Regions from separate parts of the Homo sapiens genome. Here region 1 is linked to region 2. The links are chromatin loops, found by intact Hi-C in ENCODE. Cell type or tissue: dorsolateral prefrontal cortex. All regions are shown on one strand. Links, peaks and the distances in the headings refer to the core of each region. The heading gives the core; the rest is flanking DNA.

Region 1 (6,616 bases), core at 1-5,000, 73 kb after region 2:
TGCCCAAGCTTAGCAAGACGTAGGGAGAAACACTTGCCTTCAGAGAGCCTAGAGTGTGTGTATGTATTTATGTGTGAATGTGTGTGTTTGTGTATGAATGTGTGTACCCTGGCTAACAAGCATCTCAAAGACAGTCATGATGGTTTGAAGAAAAGAGTCCTCTTTCACCAATTTAAAGATTGGATATACCCTCTGGCTCTACTGAATAACTCCCTAGAGAGAAGGAGAACTCCCTAAATATAAGAGGATTTCAGAAGGTTCATGGAGAATGTAATTAAAAGATAAAAACCAAAAATGTAAACTTTATTTCTCAACATAAGCTTCATCAATTCAAGACGCTTTTAGAAGCGATGATATCAGTCCATCCCTAAAGAATTGAGGGTCATGGGAATTTCACCATGTCAATAAAGTCTTTTTCACATTATTAACTGCAGAAAAATGGGTGCCTTTTACGGATTCTTTTAGGATTAGAAAACAAAAACAGAAGGTACCAAATCAGGACTGTAAGGGGGATGCTTAATTATTTCTTACTGAGACTCTCACAAAATTGTCCTTGTTTGATGAGAGGAATGAGCAGGAACATTGTCATGGTGGAGAAGGTTTTCCCAGGCATTTTTCTGCTAAATCTTTGGCTAACTTCCTCAAAACACTCTCACAATAAACAGATGTTATTGTTCTTTGGCCCTCCAGAAAGTCAACAAGCAAAATACCTTGAGCATCCCACAGAACTGTTGCCGTAACCTTTGCTCTTGACTGGATCACTTCCATCTGTTGGTAGCCATTACTTTGATTGTGCTTTGTCTTCAGGATTGTTCTAGTAAAGTCACATTTCATCTCCTGTTACAATTCTTTGAAGAAATGGTTAAGAATCTTGATCCCACTTGTTTAAAATTTCCATTGAAAGCTCTGCTCTTTTTATGAAGCTAATCTTGGTGGAATGGTTTTGGCATTAATCAAGTGGAAATTTTGCTCAACTTAAATTTTCCAGTCAGAATTGTGCACACTGAATGAATTGAAATGTCTGTGGTGTTGGCTATTGTTTGTGCTATTTATTGTTGGTCCTCTTCAATTAGGGCACAAACAAGATGCATTTTTTTCTCACAAACTGATGTAGATGGTTTGTCACTGAGGGCTTTATCTTCACCATTGCCTTGTTCTTTGTTAAAACGTCATATCCCTTTGTAATCTGATTTCTTTGGATCATTGTCCTCATAAACTGTGAAGCACCAACAATTTCACCATTCTTCCACCCAAGCTTCCTTATAAACTTGATGTTTACCTCTGCTTTAATTTTAGCAGAATTAATGTTGCTATGATAGGGTCTCTTTCAAAGTGATTTCTTATCCTTCATAGTGCTTCAAACTAAATCCTATTTAGACATGTTATAACAAGTTAGTATGAGTTTATTTTGGTGCAAAAAAATTTGAAATTCATAAATAGTTGTGTCATAATTTTCCATAAACTTTTACAAAGAACATTTGCATGTCTAAGATTCAATTTATTAACTCTCTGATTAGTGAGGGGCTTAGCACAAGAGTAAATTTGATTTAGAACAAATGAAGCAAGGTAACATCTGTTTTATCCCTATTATCCCTTAGACATCTATTTTATCCCTGATATCCCTTAGACATCTATCAATAAAACTTAGCTACTATAACTTGATTTTAGTATTGTATACAGATCCCAATTTAGTTCTGGATGGAATTGAGGGCTGAAAAACTGGAAAATGAAGGAAGAATAGAAGAAATGTTAAGTAAAGTAGTTGGAAAGAAGGAGAGGGATTTAAAATGTTTGGTTAAGGGAGGAAGAGAAGGCTTCATTACAGACTGTGAATTGTGGGTACACCTGTGCAAGGGGGTGACTGTGTGCAATATATGTGTGGGAGTGACTAGACATATTTACAATAGGTGAGAGAAGAAATGGGAAAGGCAATAGGCTTAGCACTATTTTCTAATTTTGGAGCTGCTTGAGAATTTCTGTGGTTGTTGTGGGACAGTTATCTGAATAGCCTTGGACTGACCCACTTCCTTTTCCTTTCTCATTTATAGTTCTCAAGAAAAACTGTAGAATGTGCTGGGAATGCAATGTCTCAATATAAAGAGAAATTGGCTGAAAACACCCTGGGCTTTGTTTCTGTCCTTCCCAGAACAAGACATTTTACACACTGTAGCTCAGCGTGTCACATAATCCTGGGGTATATAACTCAGAGTGGGCTACTTTTCAGGGTCCCTCAGCTGAAGTATGATATGTGGAATGCACAGACAAGATTCCCTCTGCCCCGTGTAGTTTTCCTGAGCCTTGGAAAACTGGCTTGTCTTAAATCATTGGCTTCTACTGTCCCTTGTTGCCTACCTGTGAGTAATAAAGTTATTTCACTCAACTCGTTTTGTGAGTATTCCATCTCACTCATGAAACAGGTAGAAATTACTACCCAAGATGAATGGGCTGAAGGGATAACCAGTGCAACATGAACCTGCTTTGCAGTTGCTTAGGGCCTGACTTTCAAAGTTGTTCATGATCTTAGTTTTTGAGAGACATGACAACTATGCATGCTCATTGACCAACAGCACTGTGCTGCAGCTTTACCAATATCTCTGGGCTCTTGAGGCATAAGAAACAAAGCCAAAGATAACATCTTATTGAGAAGCTGAGTTGACCTTCTTTGGGTTGCATCCCTAATTTACACTTTCTTCCTTGGGAACTGCCCCGAGTCATAGCCGTTGCTGAAGGGATGGGTCTGAGTAGCTGCTTCTTCTGTTTCCCCCTCCTGTCACAATCTATCAGAATAGAGATCAACTCAGTTTGCCAGAGACAAGCCGTATTGTTTGTCTTGCAAGTCTGATGTTAAAGACTCTGAGTGTGTACTCATAGGAAGATGCATGCTTACATGCAGCTACCATGTAGTAATAGGGCTGGGACAGGGTATATTTTCAGCCACATGCTTTCCTGATTAATAAGAAGAGCCCTCAAAGTGACACAGGAGAGGAAAGGAGACAAGAAAAGAGAAGCAGGGAAGAGAGACCAATTGGCTTCAGAGGGAAAGACAGAGAGAAGCAGAGCAGTTGCCTTGGTCACACGACATTTGTGTTCCTAAGTCATCAAAGACCTTTCCTTGCACTTTCCCCATATCCTTCCAATCTCCCTGCTTTATTTGAGCTTAGTTTAAATGAGTGTCTATTCTTTGCAGTCCGCAATTTCTGATAAAGAAGAGAAGCTATCATTTAATGAGGGGGCTTTATAAAAAGGAGATTAACAAAAATGGCTGTCCCTGTCCCAGCCCTCTATAAGAATACAGAAAAAGAACACTTATGAGAGGACCCTCTAATCCTAGGGAAAATAAATGTTTATTAAGCCAAATTTCCGTGTCTGCCATTGTGCTTTACAAATGATTTTTCATTTAATTCTCACAACAATCCTGCAAGGTATGTAATTATTTATCCCCATTTTACAGATAAAGGCAGAGACCCAGAAAAGTCAAGTAATCTTTCACTTTACATGAAAGACCCAGGAATCAAAATCAGATCCTTTTATTCCTTCTAACATACTCTTTCATCTGAATTCATGTAAACTGGGATTTTGAAATTTTTCTTTCCCCATGGTACTGCTTTAAAATTTCACACAGTTTGTTAGCCTTGATAAGTAAAGTACTTTTAGTATTTGTGTCAGCATTGGCCTTTGTGTCCTCACATTTGCTATTTTTGAACTTAGAAATGTTATTCCTGATTCTCTGGGAACTTATGAAAAATTTTTACCTGTGCTTCTACTCTGGGACTTTCAGACTCTGAAGAACTTCTGAAACTGTTGAGAAAGTGTTGTTGAAACCAAAGGGATTCAGAGGATGCTAAAGGAATCTGGATAAATTTAAGAAGAATGCAGGGTAATTATTCTGAAGAGCCCAATAATTCCTGCTAGTGTACTGTTAGCTTAGTAATTTGTGGGAGCCACCTGGTTGGCCGTGATTGTATAATGTAAGAAATTACTGGAAGAATGTTAAGACATTACTTATGAGACTTAAAATTTAGAGGGAAAAAAATATCTTGGAATCTGCCCTGAGGAAGTTCTGAATGGATTCCAGGCACACCATACTGTTCTTTACTGATTGATGTTCTGTTTAGTTAAATCCTGCTGTTTTGCAGTTTCAGTGCCATCCTATAACTTCATAGAAATTCCCTGAGGCAAAATTAGCATCTGTCTCCTATTCCTCATCACCTTAAAGAATTAGTGCTAAGGACTGTGAGAAAATGTTTTAGGAAATTATGAGATGCTTAAATCTGCCCATCAATCAAAACCTTTTCTAATTCCTAAAGAATATTTTAGGATATTTTCAATAAAATTGCAGGTGGCACTTAAACTAATTCAGATAAAATTATAGTACTTAAAATCTATATTGTACATGCTTTTAACCCCTGAAGGATGCTGAACATCTAGGATATCTATGGATTTTGAAATGTATTTTTCAAGGAGAGAATTTGAATTTGAGCTCCTTTGCATGAATGCAAACTCAAAAGTCTGGCTGTTATGAGTTTTGATCATACAACATGAATGGGGAGACCTACTTATTAAAGATAACTGTATGGGATTCCATTAAGGGATGCTCATGAAATGTAGATTTTCAGTTTATTGTAAACCATCCAACAGTTTTTGAGCAGGAACCCCCGTGAGAGAGATCCACTTTCCCATCAGATTTCCATTAAGATCCATTTGCCAGAGCCGCTGTTTGTTACTCTGCTCTTGGAATGTCTTGAGAATCAATCATTCAGTTTTATTTGCCTGAATGTCATGTGATTATAAAAACACATGGTCAAAGGTTTGCGATCAGTCAATCATAACAAACGCTCCTTATATTTGTTTTTGTGTAGCTGTGCATTTCAGTTATTGGAGCAAAACTTGTTGATGCTTGCTTCAGTGGGAGGTGTAAGGACCAAAAATTGGCTTTGTTTGTAATAACTGCAGGCTTTGTCATGATTATTTTTTGCAAGTTTCTTCTAGGGTCATAATCACTTCCATGCTATGTTGTAGTATTAAACTCTCAAAGTTAATGCCATGTAGGTACTGTCACAGACTAAGAGCTGAATGTGCTAGTCTCTCATTCCTAATAATGCTCCAACTCTTCTTCTCTGGGATATAATTAAATAGGAATGGGAATTCTGAAAAAGATTTAAACACTGACATGAAATGTTTGAAAATTGCAACTGGCATTCCTTTTGCAAGAGTCCTAAGACCCACTGGCCTCTGAGACTGAAGACCGAAAGTTTTATCCATTTCTCTTTTTCTGGTTTTATAACTAAAATTGATTCAAACATTTGCCAAATATAATTCAGACTTTCTGGTTACAGGCCAAGTGTTCACACTAAGCATTATGAATTTGCAATGAATTCATAACATTTAGTATTCATGGTAATAACACTGATCATTATGAAAAGATTTAATATTCATGAGGGTTACACTGCTATTTTCTCAGGTGCCATGATAATTTTTAATAATAGTTCAGCATTTCTTAATGGGCAGTTGGCATAATAGAGTGTGATCCAAGAGTCTTGGTTAAAGGATATTAGAAGAAAGAAAGCAGGGCATTAATACAAATTTTAAAACTTGATCTTCCATGAAAACATTTGATCAGTATTATTCTATATTATTAAAAAAAGCTGTCTCTGTTAAATGCCTCTGAAATGTCAAACAAATCTCTCCATTGCGTATTCAAGCTGATGACTGGCACAGTTCACAGTTTAAAAGGGGAGGGAAAACAAAAATATCTGCAAGACCATTTTTCTGAGGGAAAAAGTACTTTTAGTATTTGTTTCAGTGTTGGCCTTTGTGTCCTTAAATTTGCTTTTTACCAGCGCATACACTTCAGAGTATTTTTTTTTCCAGCACGCCATCTGTTTCTTTGCAATTGGGGATGGTTGAATAATTTCCTGAGGAATTGCTGACAAGATGTGTCCCAGGAACAGTAATCCAGCAGGACTAGATTTCTCATTAAAATCGCTAAGCTCAGCTGTGTTATAGCAAGCTCTTGATTTAAGGTGGTCACCCTGGGCCAGCGAAGGTCAGCGGCCACCAGCTACCCATTTTTTTCTAAATATAAGACTGTAACATCTATGTATATACACTGCAAATGATGCCAAGTACAGGATCATTTAGGTTGGAAAGTGTCACTCATCCCAAAGGGATTTTCTTGGGGTCACCTTGGTAGCAGTGATCATCCTCGTTTACCTTCACATAGTACTGCCTCTCATCCCCTGAGGTGAGTGATTTATGGGTGAACATCTCCCACTCATTACACCATTTTAGCTTACACTACTCTACTGCCCCTTTCTTCCCCAGTCCACAGATAAACTGGGATGCATATGTGCTTTTCTGGAACTTTCCATGGTTCTTTTAGCAGAGCCTGACCCTTTTCCCGCGTTGCTCTTGAACTGCTGGCTGATGGCAGGAGGCATCTAGAATTAGCAAGATTCTTAAGCAGGGCAGATTGGAATATGAACTTTAGCTATGTTATCTCACTTAATGTCCATAGCAACCCCATGACTTAGATATTATTATTTTTCTCTTTTTACAGATAAGAAAACTGAGTCTTGGGGCATTTAATAACTTGCCCCCAAACACACAGCTATTT
Region 2 (5,000 bases), core at 1-5,000:
ACACAGAGATAATTTGCATGCAAGTCAGGAGAAATGCTTATGCCACAACACTGCATTTTATATAAAATGAAAACATGAAAATACAATTCTATTAAGACTGTTTTTTGGAATCACAGCTGAAATTTCACAGGCTTCATGCTTTCTCTGCTCTGTGAGATCTTATTGGATACATTCATTATGAACTGACCATATATGAAGGAAAAATAAAGTAACCAGGAATAAATGATTTCTTTTCAGAGATGAAAATTTAAGATTAATATAGAGTGAAAGGGTAACAAGTCAGAATTTTATCGTCACTGATAACTTGTTCCAAACCTTTTTCCCTGAAAAAAGTACTTTGTTACAAATACATCATTTATTTTATTTGACCACTATTTTAAATTCACTTAATCAGTTAAAATTGGTGGAAGACTTCATAAGTGCTTTGAATAGGTATGCAACTGTAGGATTAATCAGGCACACAGATCTTGTTCTCAAAAAGCTTATGGTCAAGAAGGAAGGTTAAGAGTATGTGATCAGGCAGGAAGAGCTCAAGCTCTAAGAGATGTACTGTGAAGTCCATTATGCTGTGAACAGGCAAAATTATATGTAAGTGCTAGTTCTTCAGATAAGATTCAGGATTATGATCTCTGGGCTATTTACAGAGATAATGTTAAATCATACACTTAAGCTCTTCTTACTATTAAGTTGTAGCAATAATTCCTTTATTCGTCCATACCTCAAACATTTATAGAATATCTGCTCTGCCAGGCATTGAGCCTATAAAAATGAGTTAACCTTTCATGGGGTTCATAGTGTAGTAACAGAGACATCACACTATATTGTATTTTATTTTCTTGTCTCAGTGCTAGAGCTGAAATATGAACCAGGTATATAGGGGCAAATGGGATGTAAGTTTAGGGTACAAGCATAATAATTGTTGTTAGGCTTGGCTTAAAAATAATCAATTTAGAAATACAGAGATTTAAATCTTAGGGGTCATAAAGTTGACCTTCTTCATTTTACACAAGACAAAATGTTCAGAGAAGATAAATGATTTGCTCAATGTTACATGGGTTATTGGCAACTGAACTGAAAGTTGGATCCACCTTTGGCTCTTTCAGTTCCAAGCCATTCCTCTTCTGATCAAGCCCACTGCCTCAGGAGGGTTAATAGTTAACATAAATGTTTTATGTAGAGTCTGAGCCAAATAAAGCATGCCTAAATGGCTATTTTAAAGGAAAATAAATTAGTGATATGAGCAGCTTAATAGCAGGTACCAGATTAGAAATAGACTTACTCTGCAAAGACCAACAAAGGAATTAATGCAACTCTATGAAGATATTGTCTTACAAATTAGAGAGTCATCAATATTCTGCATGAATCTGATGTGAATGCCGAGAGACATTTTGTAGAATGTTAAAAAATGTAAAAACTGGGGACAGTTTTATAAATCCAATAGGAAAATTTCCATGCCTAGTCAGAGGTGAATACAAATGGAATTGTTTTTTTTCAAACTACAATTCCCTGTGATAAGGCTAAAGTAGGCTCTTAATAAATTAAGGATGTCTTCTTTGTCTTCTTTTTCTTGACCTTTTTCTTCTTTTGCCACACAGGAATCTGTAGGCCTATATTCAACAGCTGATAGAGAAAAAAATTAGGACTCTAGGATAGTTATTGTAATAAGACAGTCTGGAAGCGTGACTCTCTGCCGTCGAGTAGCTGTTGACTTAGGACAGGTTACTAAATCTCACTGAGCCTCAATTTCCTCATTTAAAATGTGACATATGTAATATAAAACTATTAGGGCTCCTTCCAGCTTAAAAACTCGATGTCTTCTCAGTAGATAATAGTTGCTTGTTCAAAAGGTACCTCCAAAAACGGTTAGCTGAGCTTTGTGTTCTACTTAATACGCACTGGTAAATAAAGTAGCTGATAACTAAGAATAGAAAGAAAAATGATAGCTCACTCATTTTAATGAGAATGCTGTAAGCATATGCAATGGTTTATTATTAAACTATTCCACTAGTGGAGAAATTGGAAAAATCACAATAAAATTTTTCAATTTTCCATTTCAGTAACTTTATTGAATTGCCAAGGCATATAACAACAGCCAAAGTTGATACATTAAATGTGGATGTTTAAGAACAAAGTTAATATGTAATATTATTGTTTCTCATTTTAGTCCTTTTCTGCCAAACCCCTCCAAAGTTAAATAAATCTTCTTTCTTACTTATTGCTAAAAAGTGTCTTGCTATTTCTGATAGTTTGAATATTTTTTCAGTTAATTCTTTATTATTATGTAAAGGTTGTAAATCACTATGGATTTCTATTTCTTTACTGCCAAGTATAATACAATGTCAATATCCCCTTCCTTTCCAGAGTCTGTCTTATGGTTTCTATTTTCAGTTTATGATCCTTGTGTCTATATTTGGTAAAAGTCTGCTTATGTTTTTCAAATCTGATGTAAGGCAATCTTTTAACAAAATGTTTCTGAGTGGAACCTAAAGCAATCTGAATTATAATTTTAGATATATGCTTCCCAAGAAAGCAATATAATTTTTTTTTCAAGGAGAGAGTTGCTATTTGGTTTCAAGTGTTGTTACATTTTATGTATTCACACTATATTTAATAATATTCTCATCTTTTTCTTTGACTATCAGGAACTGCCTGCCTCCTGACCCAGATTCCCTCTTTGTGCTTCCATACCGGGACAGAGGAAATTTCTTCTGGGCTCTAGGCACTGTTTGCTGCAACCGCTGTGGGCCTTTACTGTGGCCACTAGGGGTCTTTGGCTTTGCTCACAGTCTAACAATTAATTAGAAAGAGCAATTTTTTAAAGAAGTTACACAAAGAGCTCATTATAACCTATGTTCCTTTGCCTTAAGAGTTCTCAGTAGATGAGTATGATCCACAAGGGCACATGATCAATACCCTCTAAGGATGATCGCTGATGGCCTGGATTTTTTGCTAGAGAGGAGATTGTCAGGCTTCTGTAGCTGAGATTCCCCAAATCTCAGCCCTATTCTTGTCCTTTCTGAGGTTTGGTTGGTCATCATCTTTAATTCTACAAGAAACTCTTGCATTCTTCTATTTTTCTTCTTTTTTTGCCTTAAATTATGCATTTTCAGTTTTGTGCTTGCAGCCCAAGAATGCTCGCTGTCTTTGTCAGCTCTGGCTGCTGTAACAAGTTACCATAGAATGGTTAGCTTAGACAATAAGCATTTATTTCTGACAGTTCTGGAGGATGAAAGTCTGAGATCAGGGTGCCAGGATGGTTGGGTTCTGATAAGGATCCTCTTCCTGGCTTGTAGATAGCTGTTCTATCCTTTTTCTTATGAGGGTACTAATCCCAGCATGATAGCTTCACCTTCCAAAGGCCCTACCTTCAAATAATATGGCATTGGGGAATGGGTATTCAACATATGAATTTTGGAGGAACAAAAACATGTGGTCCATAACAAATACCGATGATAACTTGGTATATTATTTTGCTCTATTTGTATAACAGAACAACACATTACCTGTGCTCAAATAATACACATGAATTCCATTGTTATTGACTGCAAATGCTGAGAGGAATGAATTTGACTTCTTCCCATTCTATCTCTTCAGTCAATGACAGCAGAATTGATATTCTATTTGTTCCTAGGTCCTGATGTCAGCTGAAGAGAGAAATGGTGCCTCATAGAGTGTCCTCGGCTTACCTTTCTGTCTGGAGGGTGTCTACTCAATTCAAGCGTAAAACGTTTTTGAGAGAAGACCCAATTTTCCTATTTTGCCATTCCAGTGGTTTTTGGCAAGCCAGGACACCCGTTCATCCTTTCGGAAACTGATCTAGCTGTCATGTTTGCCTTAGCTGAGCCAGGAACTGCACCCACACAGACTCTTTGTTGGGCCAGTCAAATCTCTGCTCATTTACTAGGAAACTTCTCTTTCTCCTCGAGTTTTCCTAGAGAAAGATATTTATACATGTATTTGTACATGGATTTCTCCTATAAAATGATGACAGTGTGGATTTTGATTTGACTTTTCTCCAAGATGATGCCTCTTAAGTCACCCTTCTTATTTTATTGTTATTATTTCTATGAAATCATTTAACTGGAACCTTTCTAACTACACAAATCATCTACATCTGCAGAGTCTTCACTGCTCCTTCACCAAGAAACCTTACACCACAACAGATCATAGTGATTATACTATGTAATTTTGAAACTTATAGCATTTAAAAATATATCTGTGGCTCAAAAAATAAATTCAAGGTCCTTTTCTGATATGAAATTGTGTGTGTGAAGATCCACTATAGAAAGTAAAATTAAAAAAAACAACCAAAAAAACCTGAGAGTGACCGTGGTGGAGGTGGAAGCCAGGATGTGGGATTGGGCTGAAACTCGATGTATTTGATACTTCTCTTATTTTCTGTGCAGCTTTGAGAGCTACCCTACTCCCACCCCAACACTTGGGGTTACCTGGAGCACAGTTTGCAAACTACTGATCTCAATATTGTTCACTTAACACTTAACCAGTTACTGTCCTTTGATATTTTTTGCACTGCAACCTTGTTATTATATTTTGCATGGTTATTTAACTTTCCAAGTATTTGTGTTGACTTCCCCAGGAGGTTGTAATTTTCTTGAAAGTAGAAACAGTATCTTGTATCTCAGAGAGGAGCCAAATCTAAATCCACATAGCCAAAGTTAGTACTCAGCTTGTGAATATGGAGCTCTGTCAATTATTAATTGATCATTGATTCTGTCTGGTCTTAGACTCAGAGGAGGAAACCGTTCAGGAACATGGACATGAGTAGGTAGTTAAGTCTAAGTAGCACAATCAGGTGGTAAGTTGGGCTCTTGCTCTGAAAGGTCAAGATATGGATCCTAGGCTGCTGACATTCTTACAAAAGAATGCCATCAGGCACAGTGATTCAGAAAACAGTGCATACTTTTTACTAACGGCAATATTTACTTGATATAACTGAACGGATAGGTGTATAAAAGACTCAGAATATGGCTCCACCTATT

Evidence for each region. Peaks named below come from ENCODE experiments on the same cell type or tissue, not always from the same donor. Only the 100,000 strongest peaks of a DNase experiment are listed, where the experiment ranks them.
Region 1: a loop joins it to region 2, with 4 times the contacts of the local background. A loop is called at or near these places in 2 of 110 quality-filtered maps.

Annotation. Positions count from the first base shown.
Region 1 is chr10:61,095,168-61,101,783 of GRCh38, forward strand. It overlaps LOC105378323 (a long non-coding RNA gene), which reads left to right and starts at 3,767. Exons shown (of 3, transcript XR_945997.2): 1 at 3,767-3,877. In dorsolateral prefrontal cortex, for the core only: no CTCF peak of the experiment used is centred there; no DNase peak of the experiment used is centred there; H3K27ac peaks cover 3,287 bases.
Region 2 is chr10:61,022,161-61,027,160 of GRCh38, forward strand. It overlaps LINC00845 (long intergenic non-protein coding RNA 845), which reads left to right. Exons shown (of 2, transcript NR_108052.1): 2 at 3,632-4,257. Among named protein-coding and RNA genes, the nearest start is that of LINC00845, 8.4 kb to the left of the region's middle. In dorsolateral prefrontal cortex, for the core only: a CTCF peak has its summit at 2,782 (motif pointing right); a DNase peak (open chromatin) is centred at 2,753; H3K4me3 peaks cover 334 bases; H3K27ac peaks cover 3,763 bases.